Linked DNA regions of Homo sapiens: all the other regions are linked to region 3. Evidence: chromatin loops called from intact Hi-C (ENCODE). Cell type or tissue: endothelial cell of umbilical vein. All regions are shown on one strand. Each heading gives the region's core, and the rest is flanking DNA. Links, peaks and the distances in the headings are about the cores only. Region 1 holds the start of PGBD3 (piggyBac transposable element derived 3). Region 2 overlaps WDFY4 (WDFY family member 4). Region 3 overlaps ARHGAP22 (Rho GTPase activating protein 22).

What was found. A loop is a pair of places that touch in the nucleus more often than their neighbours do. Peaks named below come from ENCODE experiments on the same cell type or tissue, not always from the same donor. Only the 100,000 strongest peaks of a DNase experiment are listed, where the experiment ranks them.
Region 1: a loop joins it to region 3, with 3 times the contacts of the local background. A loop is called at or near these places in 10 of 110 quality-filtered maps.
Region 2: it touches region 3 in a loop (15-fold over the local background); 2 of 110 quality-filtered maps call a loop at or near these places.

The regions. Positions count from the first base shown.
Region 1 is chr10:49,514,867-49,525,422 of GRCh38, reverse strand. ERCC6 (ERCC excision repair 6, chromatin remodeling factor) reads left to right here. Exons shown (of 21, transcript NM_000124.4): 5 at 646-1,390. PGBD3 (piggyBac transposable element derived 3) reads left to right here and starts at 1,142. Exons shown (of 2, transcript NM_170753.3): 1 at 1,142-1,390; 2 at 8,302-10,318. The coding sequence starts at 8,309. The coding sequence ends at 10,090. In endothelial cell of umbilical vein, for the core only: a CTCF peak has its summit at 6,230 (motif pointing right); a DNase peak (open chromatin) is centred at 6,232.
Region 2 is chr10:48,943,036-48,953,591 of GRCh38, reverse strand. WDFY4 (WDFY family member 4) reads right to left here. Exons shown (of 62, transcript NM_001394531.1): 49 at 10,143-10,262; 50 at 7,435-7,552; 51 at 6,623-6,732. Among named protein-coding and RNA genes, the nearest start is that of LRRC18, 8.5 kb to the right of the region's middle. RefSeq lists enhancers at 959-1,458, 4,000-5,199. In endothelial cell of umbilical vein, for the core only: no CTCF peak of the experiment used is centred there; DNase peaks (open chromatin) are centred at 6,381 and 7,921; H3K27ac peaks cover 2,889 bases.
Region 3 is chr10:48,546,602-48,557,157 of GRCh38, reverse strand. ARHGAP22 (Rho GTPase activating protein 22) reads left to right here. Exons shown (of 10, transcript NM_021226.4): 3 at 1,608-1,695. Among named protein-coding and RNA genes, the nearest start is that of ARHGAP22-IT1, 40 kb to the right of the region's middle. RefSeq lists an enhancer at 1,216-1,716. In endothelial cell of umbilical vein, for the core only: a CTCF peak has its summit at 5,148 (motif pointing left); DNase peaks (open chromatin) are centred at 5,087 and 6,867; H3K27ac peaks cover 2,925 bases.

The DNA of each region.
Region 1 (10,556 bases), core at 1,557-9,556, 970 kb before region 3:
GTGATGAAAATGTTCTCTGTGTTGCCCATTATAGTAGCCATTAGTCACGTGTAGCTCTTGAGCACTTGAAAAAGGGCAAATGCAACTGTGGAACTGAGTTTTTAACTTAATGTAATTTAAATTTAAATAGCTGCAGGTGACTGGTAACTGCCATGCTGGGCAGCATAGAGCTGACATTTATGTTTTTCCTTTTTAGGTACATGGTGATCCCTGTTTTTGGTTTTACTGTCTCTTGAATTTAAGTCCATCTGAATGTTGGTTTTAGCAATGACGTGAGAACTTCGGAGCTTGCTTCCTCATGGACGACTACTCAGCTGATAAGGAAACACAGCTAAACTTGACTATTTATAACTGTATTTATACAGTAATAAGCCTATCTTTGGATGGCAGAGAGTATATTTATAGTGAAATATTTTGGGGAAAAGTTACTGAGAAGTTGTCTTTTTGAACAGGAATATATTAAATATAGCATGATGCTATAATTTTATTCTGTCCTTCATATGTAACATGCTTTAGTACATGGATGATTCTTTTTTTATATGAGTTATTTGTAGCTGCCTAATATTTCTTGAAAGAGTGAGCATTTCTTTTGTACCCTCGGAAAGTTTCATGCTAGTGCGAAACGCATTGCTATTGTTCTTTCAGAGCCGGGGCCATCCAGTCTTGGCAGCATGCTCATGCCTGTCCAGGAGACTGCCTGGGAAGAGCTCATCCGCACTGGCCAGATGACACCTTTTGGTACCCAGATCCCTCAGAAACAGGAGAAAAAGCCCAGAAAAATCATGCTTAATGAAGCATCAGGCTTCGAAAAGTATTTGGCAGATCAAGCAAAACTGTCTTTTGAAAGGAAGAAGCAAGGTTGTAATAAAAGAGCAGCTAGAAAAGCTCCAGCCCCAGTCACGCCTCCAGCCCCAGTGCAAAATAAAAACAAACCAAACAAGAAAGCCAGAGTTCTGTCCAAAAAAGAGGAGCGTTTGAAAAAGCACATCAAGAAACTCCAGAAGAGGGCTTTGCAGTTCCAGGGGAAAGTGGGATTGCCAAAGGCAAGGAGACCTTGGGAGTCAGACATGAGGCCAGAGGCAGAGGGAGACTCTGAGGGTGAAGAGTCTGAGTATTTCCCCACAGAGGAGGAGGAAGAGGAGGAAGATGACGAGGTGGAGGGGGCAGAGGCGGACCTGTCTGGAGATGGTACTGACTATGAGCTGAAGCCTCTGCCCAAGGGCGGGAAACGGCAGAAGAAAGTGCCAGTGCAGGAGATTGATGATGACTTTTTCCCAAGTTCTGGGGAAGAAGCTGAAGCTGCTTCTGTAGGAGAAGGAGGAGGAGGAGGTCGGAAAGTGGGAAGATACCGAGATGATGGAGATGAAGATTATTATAAGCAGCGGTTAAGGTCGGTCTGTGGGGATTATAAATACATTGTACTGTTTGCTTTATCTTAGGTGACAGGTTTATTAATATGTAAGCATTCTAGATCCAGCTTAATATATTAGACCCCCCCGATTATACAGAGGTTGGATTTCTGCAGCCTTAACCTGCTAGAAGCAGTGGGGCCCCTGAGTCCTTAATGATGCTGGCCCCAAATGCATGTACTTCTAGGTCTTTAGTTGGATTTGGAGGCAAGTCTAAGATGAAAAACTTAAGGGAAGGCTGGGGCAAGAGGCATACAGAGGGCTGAGTGTGAGCTGTGTCGCCTTTATACCGACAGTCACCCTAGAATGAGTATCAGGAAAAAGAAAAGGGTGAATTAATGCATACTGGATAGGGGTTTCTGTTTTCCCTTTTGAAGCAGGAAAGTAATTTTAGAGAACTTTTCTTCAAAAAAGAGCTGAAACTTAAGCTTTGGCATAGAAAGAATAAGCTTGCTTTTGTAAATCCTTCCTTTGTCTTGAGAAAATAGTCATCTGCATAATTATAAGCCACCATCATGCAAAAAGTGTACTTTGTATGCACAGCATACCTTTCTTTTCACTGTTGTTTTTTATGTTAGAGACTGACTTTGGCTTTTAGCTCCATGACATTGTCATTGTATAAAGCAAGCACCATAAAAGGGAAGGTGAACATGTGAAACATGAAGTCTGAATTGCATATTGCCACACGTTTTCTGAGAGCCAGGAAAAATAATCTGTATTGCAGGCCTCCCCATGGTGGCCCACTGAACACTGTGCTACTGCCGCGCATTTCAAGTCTCCTTGACTTAGAGCTCACTTAGCTCTAAGGAAGTCAAAGGGAAAAAGGAACCTTATTACTTTTAAAATACTTGATAGTGGGATGGCTTTTTCCCAATCCTCAACAGTTTTTTCTTATTTCTCAAGGTGAAGAGACCTAGTTTGTTGTATTTATTGGCCTTTGTGAGTGAAGGTTGACCTGGTGTTTTTTCTTGTTACTTAGAACTGCTCATTAACCCCCGTCCAGACACTACAGACATTCCATAACCTTTCCGAAATAGATGTGTCAATTCTTTTAAACAGTAATTTGAGGACCTGTGACTTAAATCCTGTTCTTTAGAGTTGCGGCACTCACATTCTAGTAGCACCTTATGTAGTAATGCACAGATGAGGGCTGGCTTATATTTGTCATCCCTCAGCACAGCTTTCGTTTCTGTGCACGTTTATTACCTGTGAAGTTGTTTGAGGAATGTTGCCCAGTACTCTTGAACAGTGAGCGGTGTCAGACTTTTTCTTAACTACTGCAAGGAATTAATAAAAGTGTTAATCTCAACATATTGATTATAAATGGAGCAATATATATTTTTCCAATTAAATTGGGTCAATATTAAATATGTTTAAAATATATCAGTATTTTGATCAAGAGCAATTTATTTTGATTGAATTTTAAATGTGGGTTTAGTTAATTTGATGGCAATAAGTTTTTCTTAATAATGTTAAGATTGTAAAACAATTTATTATTTCCAGAGCCAATATTTTGCTAAAGCTACAGTGAAATCTCAAATGAATTTCAGAAATATCAATAACTCTTAATTGCCACCAAAATACGATAGCTCTTAACATTTTATAGCTACAGTTATTAAGGCTGTTAAACTGCAGATATCCACATTGAAATATTTGTTATTACATCTCCTTTGGTGCTGTTTGGTTTGGGGGATGAAAGAAAATAAAATGCTCAGGATTGAGAAGCATATTAGAACTGCCAGTCTCTCTATATTTTGTTACTCATTGCTGATCTTTGTAGACTAATTGAAATGGTAATGCTATTCCCTTGAGAAACAGAAAGACCTTTAGGGTTGCTTGTCTTAGCAGTGGTTTGACGATGGATGATTAGAATAAAGTCATAGAGTTTACAACATAGAAAATTAGTTTTTTTTTAGTGGTTAGAATTTAGGAGTAGTTCCCAGGGTAGGCACCCTTTGCTGAACTTAACACCTTTTACTGAGGGTATAGCCTGTTAATTATAATGCTCTTTTCAACTCTAGGAAGTGAGAGTGGGTGACTTCTGGATATCTCATCCTCTTTATTCTCTCAGCTTGAGAGCCATCGGCCTTTCACTGGCACTAGGTTCACCCTAACTAGGTGCCTTTGTTTTAGCTGATACTTACTAGGAATTTTCCGTCAAGCCCTTTCCATAGCTTTTTTAATGGAACTGGGCAGTCGCCCTTTGGATCCTGCTTTCCTTCATTTGGCTCAAGCCCTCAGCTCAGTCTTTGAAGTTTTAACCATTTTTCAAACCGTGTATTCCCCCTTCTCATGTGTTTCTCCTGCCTCCTCCTCTGCACTGAACTGTATCTGGAGGCTGACTCCTCAGTGGGTTCCCTGGTTTTCATACCCTTTCATGTCATACAGGATGGATGAGCCACTGCTTAGAAGTAAATGTTCTGTCGGTTCTATGGTCAGTGGTATACAGGTCTTGTAAAACATACATTATTTTTTCATTTTACTTTGTGCTACCACGGTTTCCATTTGCTTATGGCTGTTGGTTGTGAGGTCTAGTGCTTTCTTAAAATATACTACTGCTTTGCACATTGTGGGCCTGGGAGCTCCGGGTGCCAAATAAAGATTAGGACTAACACACCTTCAGTGTTTGAGTGATGTGGGTTCCCGGTGAGCACCTACATGCTGCTTACCTAGTACAGGCTGTGCAGCCAAGACAGCCCTGTGTGGCCCAGAAGACCAAACATTTCATGTGAACCTTTCCCCTTCAGGGTGATAAAGATCAGGTCGCTTGTCCCCAGTCCTTGTTACCTCCATGTTATTGATTCACTTCCCAGTTGCCATATTCGAGGTAAGCCTCCATAGCTTTATCTTTGCTTTCATGTCAACAATGCATGTCTGCATCCTTGGACTGGCTTCAAGGGTTTCTGGCAAAAAATTTGCAGTCTGTTAATAGACTTGGGCACAAATAGGACCTAACCAAGTGTGAAGGGAATAATGAATTCAGACTGAGGCATTTGGGAGAGACTGTTGGGGAAGTTCATCCAGTGCAGGGCCTTGTCTTGTTGGGTGGCTCAGATATATTAATATGACCCTTATCCAAATTAACAATGTTACGCATTTGCCCCTAAACTCCAGGTGCATCATTGAGAAGGGAAGGAATTTGCTTTGCTTTGGAGGCACATTATTTCCTCAGGGTTCTCATTTGGATTGCCTTGGAGGTTGGTGTGATGCCACAATGTGCAGAGAGGCTGAGGACAGGGAGGGCAGGTGGGCTTCACTTTCCAGCCAGCTCTGATTTCTGGGGAGTGGTAGTCTATTCAGGGGGCTCCGAGGCCCTGTTTGGGTGGATTGGGAAGAGTGTGCAGTTCCTTAGTGATGTCTATCATAGGCACAGTGGGGAACTAGCAACATTCATGCTAGGTATTTGCCAGCCTTGACATAATAAAACAGATGTCACTGACTCCTGCCTCTTTGTCCAGCAGTGGTCAGCACTGCTTGGTCAGGCTGCAGGGCATAGATGGGTTGCATCCTGAGTGAGAAAATGCATTTCCAGATATGTTTTTGTCTCTTCTTGCTGGCAGGACTAGGGTTAGTGTTTATCATTTGACTTAAACTCATTCCCCCAAGTTCTTACTCTATTTTCATGTATCGGCAGTTACTATTTAAGTTGCTGCCCTCGCAGACTACAGTGAGGGCAACGAGCACAGACGAGAGCAAAGCTTCCCCACCCACAGACTGATTATGCAGTGTCACTGGGAGCCCCTAACACTGGAGACGCTGACTTAGGAAGTGTAGCGTGGGGTCACCGGGCAGGACTTTTAAAAAATGTTCCCAGATGGCTCTGATCACTGTCAGGTTTGGGAGCTAGGGATGGAAATAAGTCAGTCTTATGTATTTCTCTTTTTTGGGGCTGCAGCTTTTGGCTGATGCAGTTTGTATATCAGTTTCTCAAAAATCCTCTTTTATGTGCCCTGCACAGTTGTATGTACACAGGGGAGGGCCTGGCAGGGAGCCTTAGCTAAATGCTGTATGTCATAGATCATCTGGTTCTTGTGGGGTGTGTGTGTCAGAATCACATGGGAAACACCTTCAGAGGGTAGGGGCCTGGGCTCAGCGTGGGGAGTCTGAGGCAGCAGGTGCAGAGTGGGAGGAGCTGGGCACTGCACTTGTGCTTTGGCTGAGCTCCCGCTGACTCTGAGGGGAGCTTGGTGACATTCTTCATGGTCCACAGGACCTTGCTCAGAAAGAACTATGTTCTCATTTAGGAGAGCTTTGAGGCAGTTGGGAAGCATTGTTGGTAAGGATGTTGAGGCTTGAGAATGTAATGCTTTTTTCTTTACTATGGCCCACACTCAGCAAATAATTGCCTCTGGGATAAATCCCCGACCCATGCCCACCCCGATCAGGGAAACATAGTGGGGAGTTCAGAAACGGACTCTTCAGTAGGCGGTGCCTGAGTCTCCTCAGATGACCTGGTGCATTGGGCTAAGCTGCTAAATGCATAGCCTGAAGTGGATTTGAGTTGGTTCCTCTGCATGGTTTGAAGGCTCCCTCGCCACCTTTCAGCACTTCTGATGAGTCCCTATTTTTATTGTAAAAGTATGACAACAATATTAAGATGAAAAAATGACCTCTTTTATGTTTTTATTTTCTACATGTCATTCCAGTCTTTGGTTCTGTGAATACACATCTTTACATGGTTATAATCACGGCCCCTCCAGTTAATTGGCTTGCCCACAGTTTTACTGTGAAGTAGAGCTGAGATTTGAAGTCGGCTGGGCCCTCTACATACATGTTTCCTTCCCTTTGTGGGATTGAGTAGAAGGTGCAATATTTAGGTATGACCACAGGGTGGTGCCAAAAATCAACACATAGCTGCCCCCACCTCCATTGGACTGAAAACCAAACCAAAAACCTAAGCCTGTAATCTGGGAATTTGGATGAGGATATAGGGAGATGGCTCAGGAGTCTAGAAGACCTGGCAAGTATGGTGTGGATGGGGACAGAATTTACTTCATGGTCTGGTGTAACCTGAATCTGTAGACTTGATGCCTGTTGATATAATTGGTTTTTAATAAATTTTTGATCCTAAAGGTTTTTCTTGTGCCCTATTTTTTACCTTTTTTACATGAGTAACTCTGAGATGTAAAGGGGTGATAAAGATTCCATTCATTGTGTAAGTCTTACAGAATGTCTTCTAATAGTCTGTGAGACATAATCTCCTGCGAAGATAATACTCTTCATTGTCCTTCCCCTGAGCACTGGGCCTCTGTGGCCAGGGCCCCATTGAACCCTGGCTTGGGAGGGTTGGGTTGTGCACATCCACTGTTCTGAGGAGGGAGCTGTCAGCATTTCAGATGCTAGGGGTCAAGCCAAGTAGAATGACTGTTATGAAGAGAGTCTTGTGGATTTGGAACGTTGCAGCCTTTAGGGCCTGAGCAAAGGTGGCATCAAGTGGAGGTGGGGGCAGGGGCGGGAGTGGTGCACAAGAACAATGATGGCTGACATGTTTGAATGCGTACGACTTAGTGGTTCTTGTGGTTCTTCTTGTTATATAGGTTAATTCGTTTAATCCTTACAGCCACCCAGGAGATAGGACTTTGAGCCCAGAGAGATGAAGTCATTTGCTCAAGGCAGCAGTCAGTGGAAGGGCTTGGAGAAGGAGAAGGGGTCTGAAGGTGGTGTGGGACACATGAGAGTGATCTCGCAGCTTGGTTTGCTGCAGCAGACTCGGACAAGCATTGTTTCAGTGCCTGGTTTCTCCCTCCACTTGATGGGGGCCAACTCCAACCCAATGTCCCATTCCTATCCTGAAATGCTTCTAAAGGCAGTGCCCTGAGAACCACCAACCTCACAGCCTGTCTCCATTTTATTGTCTTCTGGGAACTTCTCCCTTCTGTCTAGCACCTGTTTGCACTGGGATTGTCCTGTCTGTCCTTCAGTTGGATCCTGGTTTGCACCCGATGAGGATTTAGCAATTTTAGGCTGTGCTTCGGCAAAGGCCAACTCACAATGTGGAGGTTGATTTGATTGTGCCTTTTTTTTAAAGCCCAAATTAAAGAGAAAAAACAAAACTCTCCCAAAATCTGAATTTAGTAAAAGTTTGAGATTTTATCCAGAAACCTAAATACAATTATTTTAAGAATGTTCTTAACATCTCTGAGAGTTCATTTTTCTCAAGAAATAAGCCTGGCCGGGCACAATGGCTCATACCTGTAATCCCAGCACTTTAGGAGGCCAAGGCAGGAGGATTGCTTGAGCTCAAGAGTTCGAGACCAGCCTGGGCAACATGGTGAAACCCCAAAAATAGAAAAAGTTAGCTGGGTGTGGTGATGTGCGCCTGTAGTCCCAGCTACCCAGGAGGCTGAGGTGGGTGGATCACTGGAGCCTGAGAGAAAAAAAAAAAAGAAAGAAGACTGTGTTCATTTTCTTTTAGGAATCTATAAGTTGAAAGAAAAAGTTACACTTTTAAAACCTATTTATGCCTAGTGTTCCATTATTGGAACGCTAAGCATGTGGGAGTTATTCATGCCCTACTGCTCAAGGTCATTGCCAAGGTCTGATTTTTCACACATGTCTGCCTCCTGAGGGTACATGTTATCACTTGGTGCACAGAGTTAGTTACTGCTACAGATACTGGCATGCTGGGAGCTTGTCAAAAAGTGATGTGAGTTTTCAGAAACATTTTTGAGTATCCAAAGACAGGTACATATAACTTTACTGCACTACATCCTATACTAGTAATTTTTAAGAAATAACTTCTCTACTAGTTATGCTATTGTGCGGTAAAAAGAAAATACAGAAAGTATTATTATTGCATTAGTTATGGGTTTGACATTTTTCATGTTCCATTTTTGGAACACTAGGCAAAACCACTACCACTAGGACTAATAATACCTTTTTTCCGTTTTAGTCCCAAGATGCCTCGAACACTAAGTTTACATGAAATAACTGACCTTTTAGAGACAGATGACAGCATAGAAGCAAGTGCTATAGTGATACAACCACCTGAAAATGCTACAGCACCTGTTTCTGATGAGGAATCAGGAGATGAAGAAGGTGGAACAATAAATAATCTGCCAGGTTCTTTGTTGCACACAGCTGCGTATCTTATTCAAGATGGCTCTGATGCTGAGTCTGACTCAGATGATCCCTCATACGCACCTAAAGATGACTCTCCTGATGAAGTTCCATCTACGTTTACTGTGCAGCAACCTCCACCATCAAGGAGGAGGAAAATGACAAAAATTCTTTGCAAATGGAAAAAAGCCGACCTAACTGTACAACCCGTAGCAGGTAGAGTTACAGCACCACCAAACGATTTCTTCACCGTAATGAGAACTCCCACAGAAATTCTTGAACTTTTTCTTGATGACGAGGTCATTGAACTCATTGTCAAGTACTCCAACTTATATGCTTGCAGTAAAGGTGTACATCTTGGCTTGACTAGCTCTGAATTCAAATGTTTTCTGGGAATTATTTTTCTGAGTGGTTATGTCTCAGTTCCTAGAAGGCGTATGTTTTGGGAACAAAGAACAGATGTGCATAATGTACTGGTTAGTGCTGCCATGAGACGTGACCGGTTTGAAACTATATTTTCTAATTTGCATGTTGCTGACAATGCAAATTTGGATCCAGTGGACAAATTTTCCAAATTGCGACCTCTCATAAGCAAACTTAATGAGAGATGCATGAAATTTGTTCCAAATGAAACATATTTCAGCTTTGATGAATTCATGGTTCCTTATTTTGGTCGTCACGGGTGCAAACAATTTATTCGGGGAAAGCCCATTCGGTTTGGCTATAAGTTTTGGTGTGGTGCCACCTGTCTGGGCTACATTTGCTGGTTTCAGCCGTATCAGGGTAAAAACCCAAATACTAAACATGAGGAATATGGTGTCGGTGCGTCACTTGTCCTTCAGTTTAGTGAGGCACTTACAGAGGCACACCCTGGACAATACCATTTTGTATTCAATAACTTTTTCACCAGTATTGCACTTCTTGATAAGCTCAGTTCAATGGGACATCAGGCAACAGGTACAGTGAGAAAGGATCACATTGACAGAGTTCCACTGGAATCAGATGTAGCTTTAAAGAAAAAAGAAAGAGGCACATTTGATTATCGAATTGATGGCAAAGGCAATATTGTCTGCAGATGGAATGATAACAGTGTTGTCACTGTTGCCTCATCTGGTGCTGGTATCCATCCCCTGTGTCTTGTCAGTCGTTACTCCCAGAAACTGAAAAAGAAGATACAAGTTCAGCAGCCAAACATGATCAAAGTGTATAACCAGTTCATGGGAGGCGTAGACAGAGCTGATGAAAACATTGATAAGTATCGGGCATCAATCCGTGGAAAGAAATGGTATTCAAGCCCTCTTTTGTTCTGTTTCGAACTGGTCTTACAAAATGCTTGGCAATTGCATAAAACATATGATGAGAAACCAGTGGATTTTCTGGAGTTTCGTCGACGTGTGGTATGCCATTATCTGGAGACCCATGGTCATCCTCCAGAACCTGGCCAAAAAGGAAGACCTCAGAAGCGTAACATTGACTCACGTTATGATGGCATAAATCATGTGATAGTCAAACAGGGAAAGCAAACGCGATGCGCTGAATGTCATAAGAACACAACTTTTCGATGTGAAAAATGTGATGTTGCCTTACATGTGAAGTGTTCCGTTGAATATCACACTGAATAGCAGGTGTCACCACCTCCTGAGATAAGAAACATAGTTTTATACATTATGTACAGTGTAGCAGTGGTTTTGCCTAGTGTTCCAATTTTGGAACGTCACATAACAATGGAACATAATAAATTTTTTTTTCTCTTCAAATTTTTGTTCCTTGAATTTTTCTAGGTAACATATATGAATTTCATGCAAAAATTCAAAAAATTGTAACCTCAGACATAAATGGGTTAAAGATGTTTTCTTAGAGAGCACATTGCCTTCTTTTAAATAACAAAGCTGAGACACAAATGAAGACTAATTCTGCTTCCTGCTCTGCACACACCTTTCATTCTTGGCTCTGGGCATAATTGTCTATATCAGTCTTAATTTACTCCATGAGATCTGCACTCCTAACTGAGGGTATTTCATCTGCTCAGATTTGCCAATTAAGTTTACCCAGATAGACCATAAAAAGGAAGATAAGAAAAGTAAAACA
Region 2 (10,556 bases), core at 1,589-9,588, 400 kb before region 3:
TTACAGGACCCTGTTGATATATCAGTTGATCTAACCTGCTGTCTTTAGCCAATCAAAGAGGCAGTATGCAACGGTGGAAAGCACACTGGCTTCAGAAGCAGACTGGCTTGGGCAGGAAGTTCAGTGCCCACTTAACTTGCAGGATGAACTCAAGTGAGTTTCTTAATCTCTTTAACCGCCCATGCCCTTGTCTATGAACCCTGGATGATAGCTGTTGGTGTGAAAGCAATTGTGTGTGTGTGTGTGTGTGTGTGTGTGAGAGAGAGAGAGAGAGAGAGAGAGAGAGAGACATATCTCATGCGATGAAGCAGGCACATAGAAAGAGGTGCCAAATGAACCCAGCCCCTGTGTCCTTTTCCCTTCACAGACTAGGATTAGAACTAGGGAGCAATCCTGGGCTTGGGCCCTGATCTCAGTGTGCATGGGGAAGGCAACCAGGAGCTCCAAAGGAGAAGGGGATAGAAGTTATGGAAGGTAGGAGGTGGGGTACAGGGGGAAGTGAGGAGAGGCGGGATCTTCCAGTGGCGAGGACAGAGGTAGGAGGGTGGGGAATCTGAAGGACTGTGGGATGACAACAGGAAGGAGAGCCTGAACTGTCAGGGCAGCTTTTGGTAGCAACAGCACCTCAGAAGTAACGGGGCAAATGTGTGAGGGGAAAGGAAAGCTGGACCCAGCATTCTCTGAGCCTCTGCAGGAAAAAGCCAGGCCCTGACACGCTACTGAATAAGCTAAAGGCATAGGACCCTCATGGCGTTGGGAAGCCCACGCACTGGTCCAGCTGCCTCCTTGGTCTTGCTCTCACAGAGGACGGGATGACCCCAGAGTGGCCATTAGCTTTCCTTCCTGTAGGTGGTGGCTCTTTTCTAAATGAGTGAACCCGTCAAGACTTGCTGAAACCACGCTGCCTGCATTAGGAGGAGGAGGGTGGGCACGTAGGGGACACTAAGGTCAGCCAAAATGGCTCATGTCGTATCTCCTTTAGTCCTCACCACCCTCCCAGCTAGGGGTTATTTTAAAGGATGAAGAAACTGAGGCTCCGTTGTTCAATAATGCCAATTAGAAAGTTCTAGAGCCAGGAGATTATCCCGGGACTGTCTGTCTCTATTGCACGTGCTTTTCCAATACTCCTCAAGTCTGTATGATAAAAACCAGACGGTGTTGGAGATCCTGAATGATTCTCCTCAAGTCACACTTTGGGCCCTTACAGATCCCATGCCCTTTCACTGTAATCAGAGGGAGGCTGGCAGTTTCTATGTCTAGCCCCACAGCCCTGGCTGCATTGGGTAGGCTGGCCCTATGTGAGCCTTAGGGTACCAGGAGGTGGGTTGCTTGCCTCAGAGGCAGGGGCTGAGCTGCAGGCAGCAAGTGAAGAGGCAGGCATGGTCCACCTGGGTGTGAGCACAGACACAGACGCTCCAGGTTCCTCGCCTTCCCTGGCACACGCTCCACCAAGAATCCTGGCACTGACCCCTCCAGGAGCTTCTAAGTCAACAGCCAGGATGGGCCAAGTGCTGCCCCACGGTTCTCCATTCTCTCTGCAGTTAGCATCTGTCTTGTACAAAAACCAGCCATCTCGCCTCAGGTGGTTCGGAAAACCCTTCCCCACTGCTGGTAACAGCTGACTTCACATGGGCTGTGACTTAATTAACACAGCACTTTATCTCTGTTTCTTATTAAATGCAGCAGCAGCCACCGCTGCTGTGTCTTTGGTGGGCGCCGGCTGCCTTGCTGGGCCCCACCTCGGGTGGGTCTGATCTCAGGCCTGAGAGCAACTGGTGCTTTTACTGGAGCAGAAACAGGTGCCTGGGCTGGGACCCCAGCAGGGGCCTGACCTCCTAGTGACTCAGCTTTCTGGAGACTCACAGACACTTGCTCTAGGCAGGCAAGACTCCTAAGAACTATAACATTTTCCAGCTTGGGCAACATAATAAGACCCCGTCTTTACAAAATGTGTGCTTTTTTTTGTTTCTTTGTTTTTGTTTGTTTGTTTTTGTTTGCTTGTTTGTTTAATTATCCAGGAGTGGTGGTGCACATCTATAGTCCTAGCTACTCAGGAGGCTGAAGCAGGAAAATTGCTCGAGCCCTGGAGTTCCAGGCTGCTATGAACTATGATCATGCCACTGTACTCTAGCCTGAGTGACAGAGCAAGACCATGTCTCAAAAAACAAATGAACAAAAGAACTACAGCATCTTGGGGCTGCTGCTGGGGGAGATAAGCCCTCTGCCCTGGCAGACAGACGAGTTCACACCTCCAAGAAAGTGGGGAAAACAGAGCTCAAAGCTGACCCATGCCTGGTCACACTGCCTGCATGTGCCACCTGCTCAGATCACACAGTACATATATATACCATATTTTCTGGATTGTAAAAATCTTATTGTAATAACAGGCTTGGGACAGAAAAACAAACAAACACAGCAAGGATATAAGTATGTGTCAATTATAAGACCAGCTCAAACCTAAGAACACTTAAACCTGAAGGGAATAAAACACTCCTTATACCCAGTGTTCCGAATGTACCGCACAGCAATAGGGGGTCTCTGTGCTGTCCACAGTCTCTGCACAGTGCAGGGTAAATGGGCCACAGTGCCCAGAGAACTCCATGCCTGCCTCTCTGCAACCCAGCAGACCGCACTGGGTGTGCCACACAGGCATACAGTACGTGACAGCAAAGGTGCTCCATGGCAGAGCTGTTGTGCTGCCTGTCACTCTGCACTGGGGGCACCAGGGGCCATGCTGCACACACATGCAGCCAGCACACTGCATGCCTGCTGCAGTACCGGGTGACTGCCTACATGTCACACTGCATGCCTGTGCACCTGTGTGTGATGCTGCACGAGGGACTCCCCACTATTCTACTGAAAATGTGGCCTTGAAAATGGCACATGTCCCTTTCCTCTGAGCACTGTGTCCCCTCTGGACAACCTCTGTAGATCCCACCTTGCTTTATTTACCATGAGTGTTTTAGGCTTGGTGTCCCCAGGGCTAGAACCCATCTCATCTCCCTTGTCATTTCCTGAGGGATGTGACCTCCCAGAGACTCAGTATCCTGAGATTAATCACAGCAGCCTCTCACAAGCTTGTGAGGGTCCAAGGAGGCACAGCAGTGTTCACAGCAGCACCCTTCATTGTCATCAGAGGGAGGAAGCACCCCAGCCATGGACGAATGATAAACAACATGTGGTCTACAAATACAGGGGCGCAGACTCAGCCGTAGGAAACTGACACATGCCGCAACAATGGATGAACCTTGAGGACGTTACGCTAAGTGCAAGAAGCCAGTCACAAAAGGACAAACATTGCATAATTCCACTTATAAGAGGCTTAGAGTAGTCATTCATAGAGACAGAAAGTAGAACAGTGGTTGCTGGGTGCTGTGGGGAGGGGCGATTGGAGAGTTATTGTTTCATGGTTTCAGAGTTTGGGTTTGGGAAGATGAAAAAGTTCTGGAGGCAGATGGTGGCGATGGCTGCACAACCATGTGTATGCACTTAATGACACTGAGCTGTGCCCTTAAAAATGGTTAAAAGGGTAAATTTCTTATTATGCATATTTTCCACAACAAATAAGTATAAAATAGTTTAAATAACAGCTGTAAGGTACTTAGCACCATCCAGGTGCATAGTAGGTGCTTAATGAGCAATCAGAGATTGGAGCTGTTACGGAAAGGCCTTCAGAGGTGATCCTCCTACCCACCTCCTTGATCTCACCAAGGAGACTGAACCCTAAGAAAGAAAGCGATCTGAGCAAAGTCAGACACGCAGCCCTGGGGATGCTGGGACATGAGCCCCAGGCTCACCACGTATGTCTCCACTCTGGCTTATCTGTGGTAATAGGCGGGTGGTAGCATTTGCTCAAAGCAGAATGGAGACGTGTGCTCTCCCATGCTGACTCTTACATGTCCACTGGCTCTGGCTTCCTTGCCTGGGTTCCACAGCCTCCCCACGTCTCTCACTCTTCCCCACTCCATCATCTACCCCAGGTTGGGAGTAGTGCCTTGGGCTGCTGAGACTATGGGAGGCTCCTTTCCAGCCACCACAGGAGTGAAGCAAAGGTCTCTGGAGAAGATACAGGCCTCCCCCTAGGAGGCAGGATGGGATGGAGGGAAGAGCCTGACTTCAAGAAGATGCCAGAATATTCTTAAGGAGGTCTGCCAAGGCCCCAGCACTCTCAAAGAGGAGCCTGGTGTGTCCTCCCACAGAGGTAGACTATGTAGCCTTTATACTCATCCTCTCGAGAGCTAAAATTCTTTTTTCCTAAGGAAAAAGCTGAAGGTGGCTCTTTCTTTTGCTGGTTCAAAGGCTCGGGCCAGGTGTGACCCACTAGAGGAGTCATTTAAAAGTAAGAAAGTGAGACCCAATTTAGAAGCATGTAGAGACAGCCCAGATGACTCCAACTTGGATGGGTCAATCTACCCAAGACAGATCTGAGCCCCAAAACTCAGTTACATCAGTGACTTCAACATGGGAGTCAAAAGGGCTCAAGGTAAGATGACTGCATTTGTGTCACCTAAAAGCATGGACAATTGGTTGTGACCCTCTCACATGGGTTTAGACCATCTCAAACTAATTTTACCTGGTCACCAATGGACCAGACTGGCTAAAATAAGCTTAAACCAGTGATTAGCTTCAAAGTGGCCATAGCCCAGATATCCCGTTGGTTCACAACACACCTGTTAGGTCTAGCTCATGCTAAGTTGGAATACTTTGATGCAGTCCAGACTGCCTTAAATTAGCTTAAACCAGAGGAGACCAGCCTGGACAAGTTCAGACCTGCTCAGATTAGATCTAGCTGATTGCAGAGGGAAGAAGGGAACTAACAGTGATTGATCACCTATGTAGCATCAAGCCTTGAGCTGGGGGTTCTCTGCACATTTTCTCATTTAATCTTCTCAACAGCCTATAGTCCAGAGAGATGTGCATAATTAACCCTCATTTCCAGAGGTAAAATAACTTGCAGAAGATTTTGCATCTATTAAGTGGCAGAGCTGTGATGTAAATCTCACAGCTGAGACTGTTTCTATTTCACTCTGTCTCCTCCCGATGTGAAAAGATCCTTAGCAACAGGTAGAGCTGGGGTTTTGGGTTATAATGCAGCCTCCTGAAGGGGCAACAGGAAACTCCAAAGCATTCTGAACACTTAAACACTTAAATTCCCAGGATAGAAACCAGTGGCGGAATCCATCACTATCATCGTCAACGGTGATCATCATTTCTTGTGGATTAATGAGCAACATCTGGATGGGATTCCTGGCATGGGGTGCAGCTCTGGGACCATTTGTTCTCCAAACCAAACTTACTTAAAATGCTTTTTGCCTGAGAAAGGCTCAGGGGAAGCACATTTATTATTTTTGAGTGAATTTCCAGGGAGAGGGGGTTATACAATGTCTAGACGTGTTATGCCGTCAAGGAGGGAGAAGGCTGCGCCAAGTAATGGAAGACAGGAGGACGTTTGCTCCTTATTTGGAGAAAGTGCCTTGACCTTGCCTACCCATTCCTGCCCCAGGGCTCAGAGTTGGCTTTAGTGTTGATGCAGGGTGGCCTTTGGTCTCTCAGGGTCAAGGTCCTCTGAGTGACCATAAAGAGTGACCTCACAGGTGAGGTCAGTCCCAAACTCACAGTTCTTGGGATACCCAGGCTTTTCTGAGATGAGGCTTAGGTGTCAGAACAAGTCTGTGTGTTCAGTGGCCTGTTGCCCATCCCAGCTCATGCCTTTCTCTCCGTCAGACCATTGCAGGGTCTGGATCAGGGCAGCCCATACTCCCTGTGCTATATTCTCTTTAGAGTCAGCCGAGCCAGCTGCCCTATCTGAGGGCTATCTCCCCGTTCAAAAGCTGTGCCCTGGGATAAAGGGGCTCCTTGGAAGCAGGATCCCAGTGATAGGGTTGTGAGGGGAAGAGGGGAAAGGAACTTCTCAGCACCCTCACAGCACTGCCCATGAAAGACTCTGTCCCAGAAATCCCCCATGCCTTGGACACCAACCTGGCAACACTTGGACACCAGAGTGGCCATATACAATACAGGAGGCCCAGCTAAACTTAAATTTTGTATAAACAACCAATAATTTATAGTTTATCTGGAATTCAAGTTTAACTAGGTATCATGTATTTTTATTTTAAACCTGGCGACCGTAAGCTGGTATAATGGTCTGTTAGCGTATGGGTGGGTAAGTTGGTTTTGTCCTTCGAAGCCTTTCAGTTTGTTCTTGGTACAGATTTATGCATTCCGATGTCTTGAGTCATATTCTTTTCATTGTTCCTTCTCGTATTTATTTTTCTAATCCTTGACCGCCTGCCTTTCTAGTCTCCAAGTTTCCTGCTTTTTCTTTTTCCACTAAATCTTATTTATGTTAAATCATTTTTTTCATGTCTCATTTCTTATTTTTTAGAATCATTTTGCAAGACTTTGTTGGGCAGATGTGCAGGTGTAACTGAGGAAGAACAGCCTGCCTTGGCTGGTGAGCCAGAATCCTGGAGCCAATGTCAACTGGGAATCACTGGCTAATGACTGAGTTTTTAGCAGAGGCATCCTGTCTTTGTTCAAGCACAGGTCTTAGTCTTGTGATACAGGCGTATGTGTGTGTGTGTGTGTGTGTGTGTGTGTACAGAGAGTGGCAGCAGCTCACCTGCAGAGCGCAGAAGGCCTGGGTGAAGGGTGGCATCCGGACCAGGTAGGAGGCCACGATGATGGCCGAGGAGTAGTGGGTGTAGTAGTGGCACTGGACAGTCATGTCTCCTGCAACAAAAACACATGCTTGAGGGCTGCTTCCTTACCTGCACTCACACGTGGCAGATATGTGTGCTACACTGTGTTCATGAACGGCATTAAAAACATATATTCATTGACGTTTAGGAAGTGAACAGACCTAAAGTAAAACATTCAGGCAATAAGATCACAGACGGCACGTGAATGTGGCAAAACGTCTAAAGATGGCGTGTAGATGGACAAAGTTTGGGAGCTAGAGTCACACAAATGCAGGCTCTGCCATTTAGAGGCTGTGATCTTGAGCAAGTTGCTTAAACTCTCTGAGTTTCACTTTCCTTCTCTTTGAAATGGACCACTGTAATATACAAACACAGGCTGGCCTGCCCCTGGCAGAGAGAAAGTGCTGAATAAATGTTAGTTTATTCTGCTATTGCCTGCCCCTAGGCATGGAGTCATTACCTCTTAGCATTATATTTCTCCAGCCAGGCTGCATGTTAGAATCCCCTGGGCTGTGCCACACCACGGACTTATTTAAATCCAAATTTCTAGAGGTGAGGCCTGGACATCAGTATTTTCTAGAAGCTCCCCAGGCACTTCCTACCACCAGGTTAGAGTCCTCTATTCAAATGCAATTACTTGTAGGCTAGGTGACCACCTTAATTGTTATCAACTATCATTTTAGGGCATCCCGATGAATAACACTGCACCAAAAATCAAGCTGGATCTACTCACCTTCAGTTTTCTCAACTTCTTTAAACCTCTGGATAAATTTCAGCTTCCTTTCCTTGGTCTGAGCCCCCATGGGCTTTGAAAGATCCCGGAAAATCTTCGGATTTGCCAAGTTCAATGTCTAGAAGGCAGATGTGCAGCTGGAGTTAACTCCCCAGACCCGCTTGTGCCCTAGGAGCCACGCTCTTGAGTTTTATGGTTCTCTTTATTGATTTACAGTCATTTGGTCTGACCTGCCTCTGGTGGTTAGCTGGCAGGCTGGGGTTTTATGGCCCCAGAGCCAGTGATCCACAAAGACTTAAAAAGGGAGAAATGAAAAATAAGAGGAGGGGAAGACTGAGTTCACACTCAACCTGTTCCAAGTTGACCCAAATCAGAACATGGCCTCCAGCTACTGAAAAGACACTTTTAAAAGAACTCGTGTTGTCTATGAGGCACTTGGCTCCTAAACTGCATTATGTACTCCAATAGTTCAGGGTCCTTGCTTAGAATCAAACTGATTTTACAGGAAGTTAGAAGTCATCTGTTCAGGGAGGAAATGAGAGGAACTTGCTCATTTTTCCTGGAGGTTCACTCCTTTCTGGGCAGTGAAAGCATGCTGTGAGCGCCCCTTCCCTCTCTTGGAATATACTGCAGAGAAAACAGGACCAGTTTCAGGGCCAGGTGCTCTGGGAAACTTTTTCTTTTCAGGTTCTGTATGTTAGCAGAGGAGCCAAGAATTGCTGGGGTTTGCATTTCTTTATAGGAGGAGGTACCTGTGTATCTCTCCTTCTTTTCTTTTTTCTGAGACAGAATCTCGCTCTGTTGCCCAGGCTGGTATGGAGTGGAGTGGTCCTGGCTCACTGCAGCCTCGACCTCCTGAGCTCAAGTGATCCTCCCACCTCAGCCTCCCAAGTAGCTGGGACTACAGGTGCGTGCCACCATGCCTCGCTAATTTTTGCATTTTTGATAGAGACAGGGTCTCACTATGTTGGCCAGGCTGGTCTTGAACTCCTGGGCTCAAGCAATCCTCCTGCTTCGGCCTCCCAAAGTGCCAGGATTACAGACATAAGCCACTGCGCCTGGCTCATAACCCTTTCTTTCCACTAGCAGTGAATCCTCAAAGCTCCACTGGGGGCCAAGTGTGTCACTATCTCAAATGCCTGCAAAAGCCAGGGAGAAGCAGGGGCAAGAGTGAAATGGCCCCTCTTAAGATCCCAGTGAGTGCTGGAGGGGACACACGGAGACCCACACTCAGCTTTCACAATCTTGCCAGCTCAGAAAAATTCCTAGTTGCCAGATCTCACCGTTTTCCAAAAGATATTGGAAATCCAGATTTTTTTAAAGGAGAAATCTCCTAATTTTTAAGTTGATAAATAATCAAGGTTTTAAATACCTAGTATGACCTAAACAAAAAAGGCTTGCAAACCACCACTTTGCAACATGTGAGTAGGTTTTGTGTTTGAAATGCCTCAGCCTCCGATGGACCATTAGTGCAATAAGCAGCAGCCAGTGCTAGTGAGAAACGTTTTGCTGCATTAAATGTCTTAAGAAGGGATGAGAGGTCACAAAGGACTGAGTCTCCTTCTCCCAAATCCTGAAGGTCTGCCATCCAAGCAGCCCTACGCAGGACTGGCCAGGCTCATCTGAACAAGTGGCTCAGCCACCTTGTGTGCTTTACATATGGCCCAGCACCTCTCCAGATGGCCAGAGCCCGGGTGGCCAGGACACTGCTCCATAGTTTGGTTGTCCCCATAGAAGCACAGAAATCACCCTGGTCCAGCTGTGGAGTTTTACTCCCCATCCTTTCCCTGCCTGCTGGGGCGCAGGGGTGCAGGCTAAAAGAGATGAGGGATCTGTTCTTGTCATCTCACCATCAACCTCCCCTGTCACTACACATCTCAGTCCAGATCCCAGATGAGGCCCAGACACCATCATCTCTGTCACTGAACTCAAGTTACAGCAAGAGTAGCTTGTCCTTTCTGTGTGTCTGTATCCCTGTGTCTCTCTCTCCTTTCTTTCCCAGGCCCCTCTCCTGCACACATTGATTTTAGGAACAAATTCCATGGCCCACTTCACCTGTGACTGCCTCACCCCACAAGGGCTGACCCATGGCACCATCTTGGTAGATGGCATCAGGTGCCTTCACTGTGGAGAGTAAGCCAGGAAGCCCCCTGGGGCTCATGTTAGCAACTATGTTAGTTGTGTTGATCATTCCACAGGGGGATCCAGGACAGGAACCCAGGCAGCCAAATACCAAAGGCCACAGTGGGGTTAAGAGATCTGAGGCCGGGCACAGTGGCTCATGCCTGTAATCCCAGCACTTTGGGAGGCCGAGGCGGGAGAATCATTTGAGGTCAGGAGTTCGAGACCAGCCTGGCCAACATGGTGAAACCCCCTCTCTACTAAAATACAAAAAAAATTAGCCAGGCATGGTGGTGCACTCCTGTAATCCCAGCTACTCAGGAGACTGAGGCAGGAGAATCGCTTGAACCCAGGAGGCGGAAGTTGCGGTGAGCAGAGATTGCGCCTTTGCACTCCAGCCTGGGCGATGAAGTAAGACTCCATCTCAAAAAAAAAAAAGAGATCTGAGCTTCAGCAGCCTTTAGGCCCAGGTACCCAGGTTCATGTGACGGAACCTCCTAGCAGAGGCTCTGCATGCTGACTTAGGGTCTCTGTTATCAACGTCCGAACACCTGAGGGCAGCTGTGGTTTCCACGTGAGGAACTTACCTCTGAGGTGTAGTCTGCGAGGACCCAGGGGAACACTGGGTACTGCATGTAGTCATTGCAGGTTCTCCCAGCCGCGGTGTTGAGGTACATGAGATACTCAAAATTGCTGATGTCCCTTTTCTACCAGAAGAGACAGAAAGGGGATAAACCAAATACGTTTGATGCTCCTGCAAAGCCATGGGTCCCACCCTCAGGCCTCGGCAGCAGGCCCTGGCTCTGTGGGTGAGGACAGGCAGCCAGCCCCTCGGTTACTTTGTGCACATCTCATGCATGACCCACACACAAATTTCAGTATGAACGGAGGCAAGTATATTCGGGAAGCAAAGTCAGCAAGGAAAAAAAAAAAACCCAATGCAGTTCAGCATCCAACACCAAGGATAAAACATGCTTTTGTGTTAACTGTTGGATGCAGTT
Region 3 (10,556 bases), core at 1,468-9,467:
GTAGCTCCAAGTTCTCTAGCAAGAAAGTAACCATCAATTCAGTTACAAAGATTACCAGCTGGTTCTCTGGTTTATTGCTGTAATTCCTCTAAAGCAAGCATCTGCGGGTAAGGACGATGTTCTGCCTTTCCACATTAACGTTGCTTAAATGAGAAGAGTCACTTCCATGTGTCCTTGGAGCGCAGGATTCCAGCAGCACATGGGAGGCTCCCATCACCCTGTGAAAGCCAGGATTTGCCTGGAAAATATTGGGGGTGTGTACTCTGTGAGTACACATGGGGGTAGAGGCAGGAGGCGACCTGGATACAGCAGGTGACTTTGCCCCTCACCTGGGTAAATGCAGACACAGGGATGCGGTGCCCCACTAGGTGTGGAGCCCTTATATACAATAATAGCAGGCATTTATTTAGCAAACACTTACACAGTTCTCACTGTGTACCAGTACTAAGTACTAAGAACTTCCAAGTACTAATTCATTTGATGCTCCAAATATCCCTACAAAGTACTTTATTATTCCTGTTTCACAGACAAGGAAACTGGGGCACAGACAGGTTGAACAATGTTCCTGTAGCTGAGCCAGGATTTGAACCCAGGTAGTTGGTTGCAGGGATGGAGTTCAAAATGCGTTTCCCATTGAGAGGACCAAAAATATGTAGTGAAGCCATACCAAGTCTGAGTTGAGCAAAACCAAGCATGAATGAAATAAAGGCCTCAGCACAGCTCATAGTCACTGACATACAGAAGGAGGATAAAGGAGGCCCTGCCTAGCCTGGGGGTTGGGGAAGGGTCAATCACAGCGGTTATAACACCTCATTCTCTTGAGTAGGACTTACCACATGGGAATCTGGCATCTCGACCCTCCTGAGACATGTCCCATTGTGCAGATGTGGAAACTGAGGTTCAGAGACATTGAGCGGGTTACCTGAGGTCACACAGCCTGGAAGTGCAAGGCTGGGACTCAAAGCCAGCCTCCCCGTCCCTATACCTCATGCTTTTTTTCTGCACCTTTCAGCCCAGCTGCCAGACCTCAGCACTAGAGAGCAGGTGGAGCCGCCCTCTGTCATGCATACACATGCACCCCAGGCACCTGGCACTCTCTGTAGTGGGGTACCATGTACATGGTAACTGACTCCTATCTCATTGGTAAAGAAATGAAATCTCACCCAGCCAAGACGTGGCAGGACTGGACGCACACAGATCTGTTGATCCTTTCCCCCATGTTGCCTCAGGAGCCAGAGTGCCAGGCTTCTCCCTGACCCTGTCCAGCCTGAAACCCTGCTGGCCCAGAAAGGCTTAGGTGGCACACTGGATCAGGCGCTCCCAGTGGTGGGAGCCTCCCTCCCTGCTCCAGAGTTCCCCCTGCCTGTGGGCAGAGCTCCTCCAATCATGTATGCAGACTACAGTGTCCACCTTAATCCACCTGGGACTCTGAGTAGGCCTCATCTCTCCCTAGGAGAGGAGGTGTGTGCCCCTCTCTGAGGCCCAGCCTTCCCAGCCATGGCCTGGAGGGCCCCAGGTCCTAACCTCTCCTCTCCAGGGACCCTGACGACAGCAGTCCCCTCCCCATCATCTCATGCTCCCTGTGTTTGTGTTTGCCTCCTTTTTAGGGATTTATTTCTCTACAAGGGACACAGGTGACTGAACTTCCTCCTGGCCCCGAGGACCCAGGGAAGCACCTCTTTGAGATCAGCCCAGGTAGGCCTGAGCACCTTCCAGCTCTGCAGCCCTGGTGGGGGTGTTGCCATGCCCCTGGCCTGGGAAGGGCAGACCTTCGTGACACTCCTCCCGCAGGAGCCACAGCACAGTCTCCAGGCATGACTCGGAAATGTGGGCCAAATCGACAGCATACTCACATGGGGAAGAAATTAGAAAGTCCCATCAATTATCTGGACAATGAGCTTTTGGGTAATGCGAAACGAGGATTTTTAAATTCACGATAAATGCAAGGAAAGAAATTAGTCAATGGGAACATCTCAGGGTGAAAATCTAAACACAATACCTGGAAATAAAGCCAGGGAAAAACACTAGCACAGATCAAGAATATTTAGGTAAGGATGATTATAAATTCCAAGGCAGAGAATTGGGATGTGGCAGGAGGAAGGGGAATAATTTTCCTAAAGAACTGCTCTACTGTCACGTTAGCAGTTACAAAACAATATTTTAAACTTCCAAGTTTGACAATGTCGTTGTTAATGCACTAAGTAAAAGTGCCTTGCAGAGAAGCCAGTGTACATGGCAGGGCCGGCTCTGCTGTCAGCCAGTGTTTTCTTTAGCTTGGCCTCCCCTAGAAGCAGAGCCTGAGACAAGGATCTGGCATGAGGAAGGGAGTCAGAGAAGGGAAGAAAGCCAGCCCAGACATGCTAGTGAGTGGGTTGCTGCTGCAGGCATCCTAGCTCAGTTCCCACAGGGGCTTCTGGACACAGTGCAGAACAGGCTTCAGAGGGGTCTCATCCAAGAAGTGAGGCTGGGGCTCTACCCACCCACTCCCACCCCCCAAGTCCTTGAGAACTGCTTTCTGGGGAGTAACCGACATTTCTAGCCTACCCTCACATGGACAAAACTCTGCAGACAGAGACAGCCTTCAGGGACAGTTGCAGATGCTTGAGGAAGGAGACCACTGGCAGCGTGATGGGAACAGTGAGTGCTGAGGAGTCTGGGAAGGGTACCAAGAGTGTCAGCTGAATTTAGACATCCTGGGAAGTGGTGGCTGTGAACTGAGTGTGCTAGGGCCTCACTGTGGCCCAGTGAACCAGTAAATCTATGATTGGTCGCAAAGCAGTAAAGCCACCCCAGCCACCCTGAGAAATGATCTATTGGCTGTCCACTGAGGGAGCACCCCAGGCTCAGGCCATGAGTAGAGGCTCTTTGGGAACAGGTATGAGAAGATCCTGCCTGGGATAGGGGCATGTCTACCTTTGTCCTGTCCATACCAGAGTTCGCAGGGGCACAGGCAAAAGTTGAAGTGCAGAAACACCCTTTCCAACTATACGCGCCTGTGCAAAATTCAAGTACCTATGGTTTCACTTGGGTATTCCTTTTCATCTAATGCAAGAATCTTTGTGGTAAAACTGCACATCAGAAGGTGGTAACAAAGGGATCCTGGGGTATGGAGTAGAAAACAGAGGTTGACTGTGGAACCAGGAGAAAAGGCCTCAGCTATTCAGATAGAGAAGAAATGCAAGTAGTGACGTAGGCAGGGCCCTGCCATCTAGGCGAGGGGTGTGGCCCCTGGCTCTGGGGACAGGGGTAGTGACTCAAGGCCAGAACTAGAAGGTAGAGGTCAACACACTCCAGCCATCAATTCAGAAAGGCACTGAGTGTGTGCTCCATAGGCCAGATAAGGGACATCACCTGTGTGCATGTTCATTATCTGGGTCAGAGCTATTTACAAGAATTTATTTGACTCTTGCCAGTGGTGTTGGGGGTGTTGGGGGCGGTAGGAGAAGACCCTTTGCCATATAAGGTAACATAGTCACAAGGTTCCAGAAATTAGAAGATGGACATCTTTGAGGACCATTATTCTGCCTCCCACAATACTCCCAACATCCCTCTAAGATAGGGAATGTCGTCAGACCTATTGTACAAAAACAGACCGTGGAGATTAGAAAGAATCCCCAGAGAGACACACAGCTAGTGGCGGAGTTGGGGCTTCAGCCCAGACATTCTGGGCTACACACTTACCTTGCCCTCCAACACAGGCATCTGGCCATCTGAGGACCCCTACAGATTCTAGCATTTTCCCCACCTGGGCCTAAGGACTTTGTTATGGGAAGGAAAGTTCCTGAACTCCTTTGTCTCAAGCACAGCAGCAGTAGCCTGCCTGCGCATCAGGTTCCTGCAGATCCTGCGAGCTGCTCCCCAGAGCTGCCCATCTCTGCCCTCCAGCCTTTGTGCAGCTGCTGAGCAGTTCAGGGAGAGCGGGACGGGTGGTGGGCGGTGAGCGGTCCAGTCAGCCTTTGCAGAGTGCGGCGCAGCTATCTGCAGAGCAGAGCACAATGCCAGTGCTGCCCGGGGCCCAAGAGTGGTCCCCTCTGCTCCCCTCCCACTGGGGGCTCCGGATTTAGGATGCTTCCTATCAGCCTGCTCAGATGGGACCTGGGAGGCTGCACTCGAAGCTCATGCTTGGTTCTGGCTGCAGCTGGCAAAGCTCCCCATCCTTCACAGCCCATGAAGATGTCAGGCCAGAGGGGTAAGGTGAATCTCCTGAGGCCAAACAGCTGGCAGGTACAGGAGCCTGGACCCTCCCAGGTCAGCCTGACCCCAGAAGGGTGGGCTTCCTGTTACAGCAGTTGCTGACTGAGGCTTCAGCTATAGGCCATGTTGGGGCTAAAAACGAATAAGAAGATTGGATGAACCCACCTTAAACCACAGCAACGTGCAGTCACAGGAAGGCCAAGAAACCCATTCACATCCAACTCAGCAAACCTCTCGTGTGACCTCAGCTTTGAGCCAGCCTTGCAGGGCCCTGAGATGAGCAGGGGTCAGTCTCTGCCATTAGGGAGTCTGGGGACATTTTCTTCCTGAGCTCAAGGCACAATAAGGACTTATCCTCACTAGGCTGAGCACAGTTACCTGGGGGCAGGAGCAGGAAGTATCACCAAGTGGGCCATGCCAGTGTGCACCAAGCACAGCCCCCGGGGTAAATGTGCAAAGACCAAGAGGAAATCCAGGCTGGGTGGGTGAAGGGTGGCAAGTGCATCTGGGGGGACAAGGGGCTTCTCCTACAGTTCCGAGGGTGCCAGGTGGCAGGCTCTGTGAGCAGTGAACTAACAGGCGCAGGAAGGAGCCTAACAGCCCCGCCTGGGGTCTGGGCCTAGGCCAGGAAATCAGGGCAGGATATGAGGAAGGAGGACAAACCCCGGATCACTTCCAGGCTATGCCTGTGCTGGCCTGTGGTACTGGTCACACCACAATGGGTCCCTCACTCTCCAACCAGCACCCCCAAGAGGGGGAAAAACTTGACAACTCTTGGAAATGTGACAGAATTCCAAGGAAGGTCATGCCTAGAATTAACTACGTAAATTTTAAGCCATAGTTCTATTTGTGCAATTCAACGGTATAAAAAATGACAATGTTTTCAAAGTAGAATTAAAAATGAGGAAACATTATACTGTGAGTGCCATCTAGTGGAGAGATCTGCCAGTTCTGGGCCAGAAAGTGCAGGCCCTGTTGCCCACCCCCAGCCTTTCAGCCAGCACAGCTAGATAGGAGTGGAGCTTGAGGCCAAGCCATCTGGCTTCCAAAGCCACACACTAAAATTGCCCTCCAACACAGACATCTGGCCATATGGGGCCTCCTACAGATTCTAGCATTGTTCCCATCTGGGCTGGGAGGTCTTGGAACTTGATACAGCATACACCTCTGGTTCCAAAAGCACCTGAGAACCTGCACATCCAGCCACTGAGCAAGACACAGAGAAAACACTCTTATAAGGGGGCTTTAGTGCCAGTGGGACTTCTGTCCTCTTGTGGCTGTGGCCTGCCACTGCTTTCCCGACATGGTCAGTATATAAAGCGTACTGAGAGGTGGGAGCAATTGCTTTGGGCAGAGGTGACGGTCTCCTCCCTGAAGCTGCGGGGACACGCAGGAAAACCACTTATAAAGTTTAAGGGAGGCTGAGAGAAAGGGTGACTGGCATTTGTGTCTTGCTTGGACAGTTGCTTACACACAAGATTTGCTTTTCATGGTTACCCAGGCAAGGAAAATCTGACTGAGGACTGATGGCAAATGGGGTTCTGCCAGGCACACCTCCTGCCGTAAGCATCCAGTTCTCAAGAGGAGCAGAATGTGAAGCCTCTGTGGGACCACAGGCCTGGGCACTGATGGAGAAAAGAGGATGACATGGGCCCTCAGACTTTCTAGAATTCTCATAGTGCAGGGCAGACAGGCAAGATGCCACCTGCAGGAAGTCAGCTGAGATTTGAGGTCAGAACGCACAACAGATCCCCAGTGCCCAGAGGAGCTGGTTGGGAGGGTGCCCCTGCCCCAGTTCACAACACCGTCCACCAGGGAGGGAACTGCAACCTTGCCTGGCAAGCAAAGAAAGGTCTACATTTCCCCTCTGCCTCCTTCCCACCCCAGTGCCCAGGGTGCAGTTCAGGGAAGAGTCTAGGAGAAGCAACCCCTATCTATGCCAGCACACCCCAGTCCGTGAGGGCCACAGTGCTGGGGGAGCAGCACAAAAAGAGCTTTGAACCAGATGTGAGGGAACAGAATTAAGGATTGGAGAGATCCTTAATGAGACTGTTAGAATAACTAAGAGTGGCACACACTCTGGACCCTGGGAAAATCACCAAGTGAGCAACGACTCAAAGGGAAGGTAGGAAGTGATAGGCATAGTTATTGGGAAAGTAAAACCATTTCATGTTTATTCTCCAGTGAGCTTAGCTTTTTTGTATTAGGGTAAGTGAACTGCTGGAATAACCCCCAAATCTCAGGATCTTGACACAAGAATGTATTTGTCTTTCATATAAAGTCAAAAATGAACACTTGTGATTGGCAGGCAGTTGATCTCCCAGCATCTTCCTATTTCATGGTTTCGCCATCTGAAACCTGTGGCTTGCAAAAGTATCCTAGTTGTTTCCATGCTAGGAGGCCATCATGCCTGGGAGATGTGTTGGTCCAGGCCTGGAAGTGGCCCCATCATCCCGTCACAGCCCATTGGCCAGAATGCAGTTGCATGGCTACACCTCGGAGCAAGAGAGTCTGGGAAATGGAGTCCACCTCTTTCCAGGAGGAAGGCAAGGCTGGTTTGGTGAACAGTCAGTAGTCCTGCCATTCTGTATAATGATCTGTTACCTTGGAGTAAGAAAGACACCTTCCTACCCTCACAGAATTAACAAGTTCAGGAAGCAGGCAGGAAGGCAGACATTGACTCACAGGATGAGAAAGGCTAGGAGGAGAGTAAAAAGGCAATTGTGTGAGCCTGGAGGAGGGGACCCTAATGCACGCAGGGAGTGCATGGGACTTCCAGGATAAAGTGACAACGACCCTGCTCTTTGAAGGTTAAGTGAGAGTCAGCCAGGTGAAGAATCAGGGAGAGCAGCTGGGCAGAAGCAGCAATGGGCAAGCACAGTGGGCACGGGGTCTGTGTGTCTCCTTCACACCTTAGTTCCAAGGCGCTCAGCACATAGGTAACTGAATTTAATGTAAGGATTGGAAGCAACAGGAGGTTAAGCTTTCTGCCAGAATGAAAAGTTGTCCTCTGTGGCAGGAGAATGGTGTCGGGCAGTGGTTCTCAAGCTTTAGTGAGCCTCCGCCTCATCTGGAGGGCTTGCAAAAAACACTGCTGAGTGGGCTCAGGGTCCAAGGTGGAGAGGCTGCCCCTGGTGTAGAGATAGTGGGGGACTTAGAATCCTGGAAGGGTGAATGAGATGGGCCTCACAAGCGGACTGAGTGAGAGGAGGTTTGAGTTAATTGGGGGCAGGCAAAGCTATAACCAATGTTTTAATTCTAATAATTATTATTCCAAGAGGAGGAGGACCGTATAATGTATAAGATGCTGGTTTGTGCTTTGATCTCCTGGCCCTTTTTAATCCCTAGGCCACTTGCCTCAGGGGAAGGTGAGGTCTCTGCAGCAGAAAGCAGAAATCTCCTGCTCTCCCACCCCAGATAATTGATGTGGACAGGGTCGGGAAAGAGGCGTTCCCCTAGACTGGTCACCCTGCCCCCAGCAATGCCCCAGGAAGGTGATAGGCATGGTGCCACCAGGAAAGCAGGCTCCAGACACCAGGGTCCCGCCTCAGACAGACACACCATGGTCAAGAAAGGCAGGAGAGCTACCTAGCTTCCAGCCCCAAGTGACTGCAGGTAAAGACATCAGGTGACCAGGAGGGACCAAGAACAGCCCATCCCATTGCCAGGCCCCATGTAAGCCTGACCACAGCAAAGAGGACCCCTTCCCTCCATCTCAATAGTAGCTGGGACTCAGCTCCCTTCCAGCCTGGGAACATAGGGCTTGGAGATAGAATTAACATGATTCTTTCTAACAAATATCATATTTGTTGAGTGCCTGAGGTTGTAGACCAAGGTGTGTATGAGTGCTAGTGGGCTAAACATTCACTGAGTTCCTTCTAAGGAATGAAGCTGAGCACACCACGTTTATCCTCACCACACTCCTGGGACTAACCTCTACTAACCCATCTAACAGGCAAGGCCCCTGGGACTCTGACAAGCTAAGTAACTTGCTGGGATCCGAGGGCCGGTGAGCGGTGGAACTGCAGCTTGAGCCAGCTCTAACCCCAGAGCCCTGCTCTTCCTCAGCCTGCTGAGGCTAGCTCCCCCGGGGCAGGCATGAAGGAGCCAGGCCCCACAAAGGGACTGAGACTCAAGGACCCCCAGGTCCTGCCCACCTGGTACTTCTGTCTTGCCAGGGCAGCTGCCTGGCAAACCCTGCCCCTCCCAGCCCTTTGAAAGCTGTCTGCTCCTTGCAGACTTGATCCTGGGGGCCTCTCAGACCTGGGCTTTTTGCTGATGTGGGCATCCAGCCCCAGGCCAAGTTTAGGCCTCCCTTTAAATCCACAAGGAGCGGGTGGGGAGTGGAGAGGCCTGCTTTGGCACTCTGGGCAAAAAGAGTTGCTAAGATCCCAGAGCAGGCCTGTCCCCAAAAAACGGCCATGTTTGGTGAGATGAATTAGGTCATCCGTTAAGCTTTGTAACTCATTGCTAAAATCCGTCTTCTGGAATTAGCACAATGCTATTGAAGGGAACCAAGTGGGTTGGTGCTATCAAAGGGAACCAAGTGGGTTGGCTGCAGGCTTGAGACCAGAACCATAAGTCTTTCTAGTGAGTAACCGTAAATGGGGTGGGGCCGGGGGAGTGGAGATTAAGAGTCCTGGTTGGAGCAGGTTGCAGAAGCCAGCTCTGGCTAACTCTAGCAAAGGGGAAATTCACCAGAAACCAGGGGGTAGGATGTGATGGGAGTGACACTTGTGGAAGGGGCAAGCGGCTGGGCTGTCACGGGGCCAGGAGCTGGGAGGGGCGAGCGGGTGGTACTCTGTGCTGGGAAGGTTGAATCTCGCCTGGCTCTGCAATCCCGGCATGGCTCACTTGCCGAAAGCCCAAAGTCTCAGTATCTGTGCTTAAGCTACATGCCTACCCCTGACTACACTGGGGTGGTGAGGAAGGGCCTATCCACTCTGGCATCTGGACCAGCCCTCCCAAGACTTCGCCTAGTGGGGGCAAGGAGACTCCAAAGGAACTTGGGTGCCTTCCAGAGGGGAGAGTAGAAGACAAACAGCCAGTCTCTGTCAAATGTTCACTGCTCCAGATGGTCCATGACTGTATTTCTGCAGGGCTGAGTGTCACATCATTGGCCTTGCCCTTTCCAAGTGCCAGACAAGGGGCCAGGACGGGATGCCTTTTCAACAACATTGCACCGAGCCGATGGCCCCCCACACTCAGGAGCAATTCCTACTTGTGGGGAAGGACCTGAGTGTGCAGTGCTGAGGATTAGCCCGAGGAAGACGTGAATGGCCACCCTGGATCTGAGGAAAAGGAGGAGGAGGAGAGTGCTCTGTTTTCTGGTGCAGAAGGAGGTGAAGGGTACCACAGCTGCTCTGAGGCCTGGGTCTAGTCCCCATCCTGGAGCACCTGTCTGCTTTGGGCTGGGAGCCCCATATTTCTCAAGATCAGGGTCAGGAGACTCGGGGGCCAGCTGTACCATTCAGAGGCCTGGCAAGCTCTCTGCTCTCCCACAGAGGTCCATGCTCCTTCCCTCCCACTGGGCTCCTTGGGGCCTCCCCCCCAACTCCCCAAACACCAGATGGGAATCCTGCAGGCAATAGGAGGCCTGGACAGGGATGGCTTTGAGGTCTTGGGTTTTCAGCTCCAACCAGTCTTCAGAGACCATGGTAGTAGCAAAGCTAGCATTGTGTCCCATGGGAATCAGGGCCATGGGGTTGATTGTCGCCAGACACACCACACGCGGATGCAGATGTTGCCTAGGCAAGCTGGTGTCTGCATGTAGAAAGGAAGCTTCCGAGGAAGAGCTGGGGAGGCAAGCCTGGGAGCCATCTTCCTGTTTGTGCCCATTTTCCACACACTCTCAACAGACATCAAGGGCCTCACAGCATCTAGTCAGTGCTGTTCCAGACCACCCATCTCTCCAGGCCAGAGTCAGGGAGAGCTGGATGTGAGCATAGCCATGCTACTCAGGGACTGTGTGGGTTTTGACAAGTCACAGAGGGCTCCGTGCCTCAATGTCCCATAAACTGGGGGTGAGAATATTGCCAAGCACCTTGGGTTGTGGTGAGGATTCACTGAGAACCCAGATCCTGGCTCATAGTAGGTACCTGGTCTAGATAAGCTCCCCTCCTCCCTGCATGCTCTCTAATCATTAATCGTTATGATTAATAACAGCAACCCAATCCCATCACAATGCTGTGTGATGAGTGCTCTGATAGAGGTGTCCCTGACTGAGACACTTTTATCTTTAGCTTCAGGATTTCCCTTGGCCAACGGCACAGTAAGTAACCTCAGAGTTCAAAGCATTCAGCAAACAATGGAAAGGCAGAGCCACCAGAAATGTACACATGATTTTCATGACAGGTATGGTA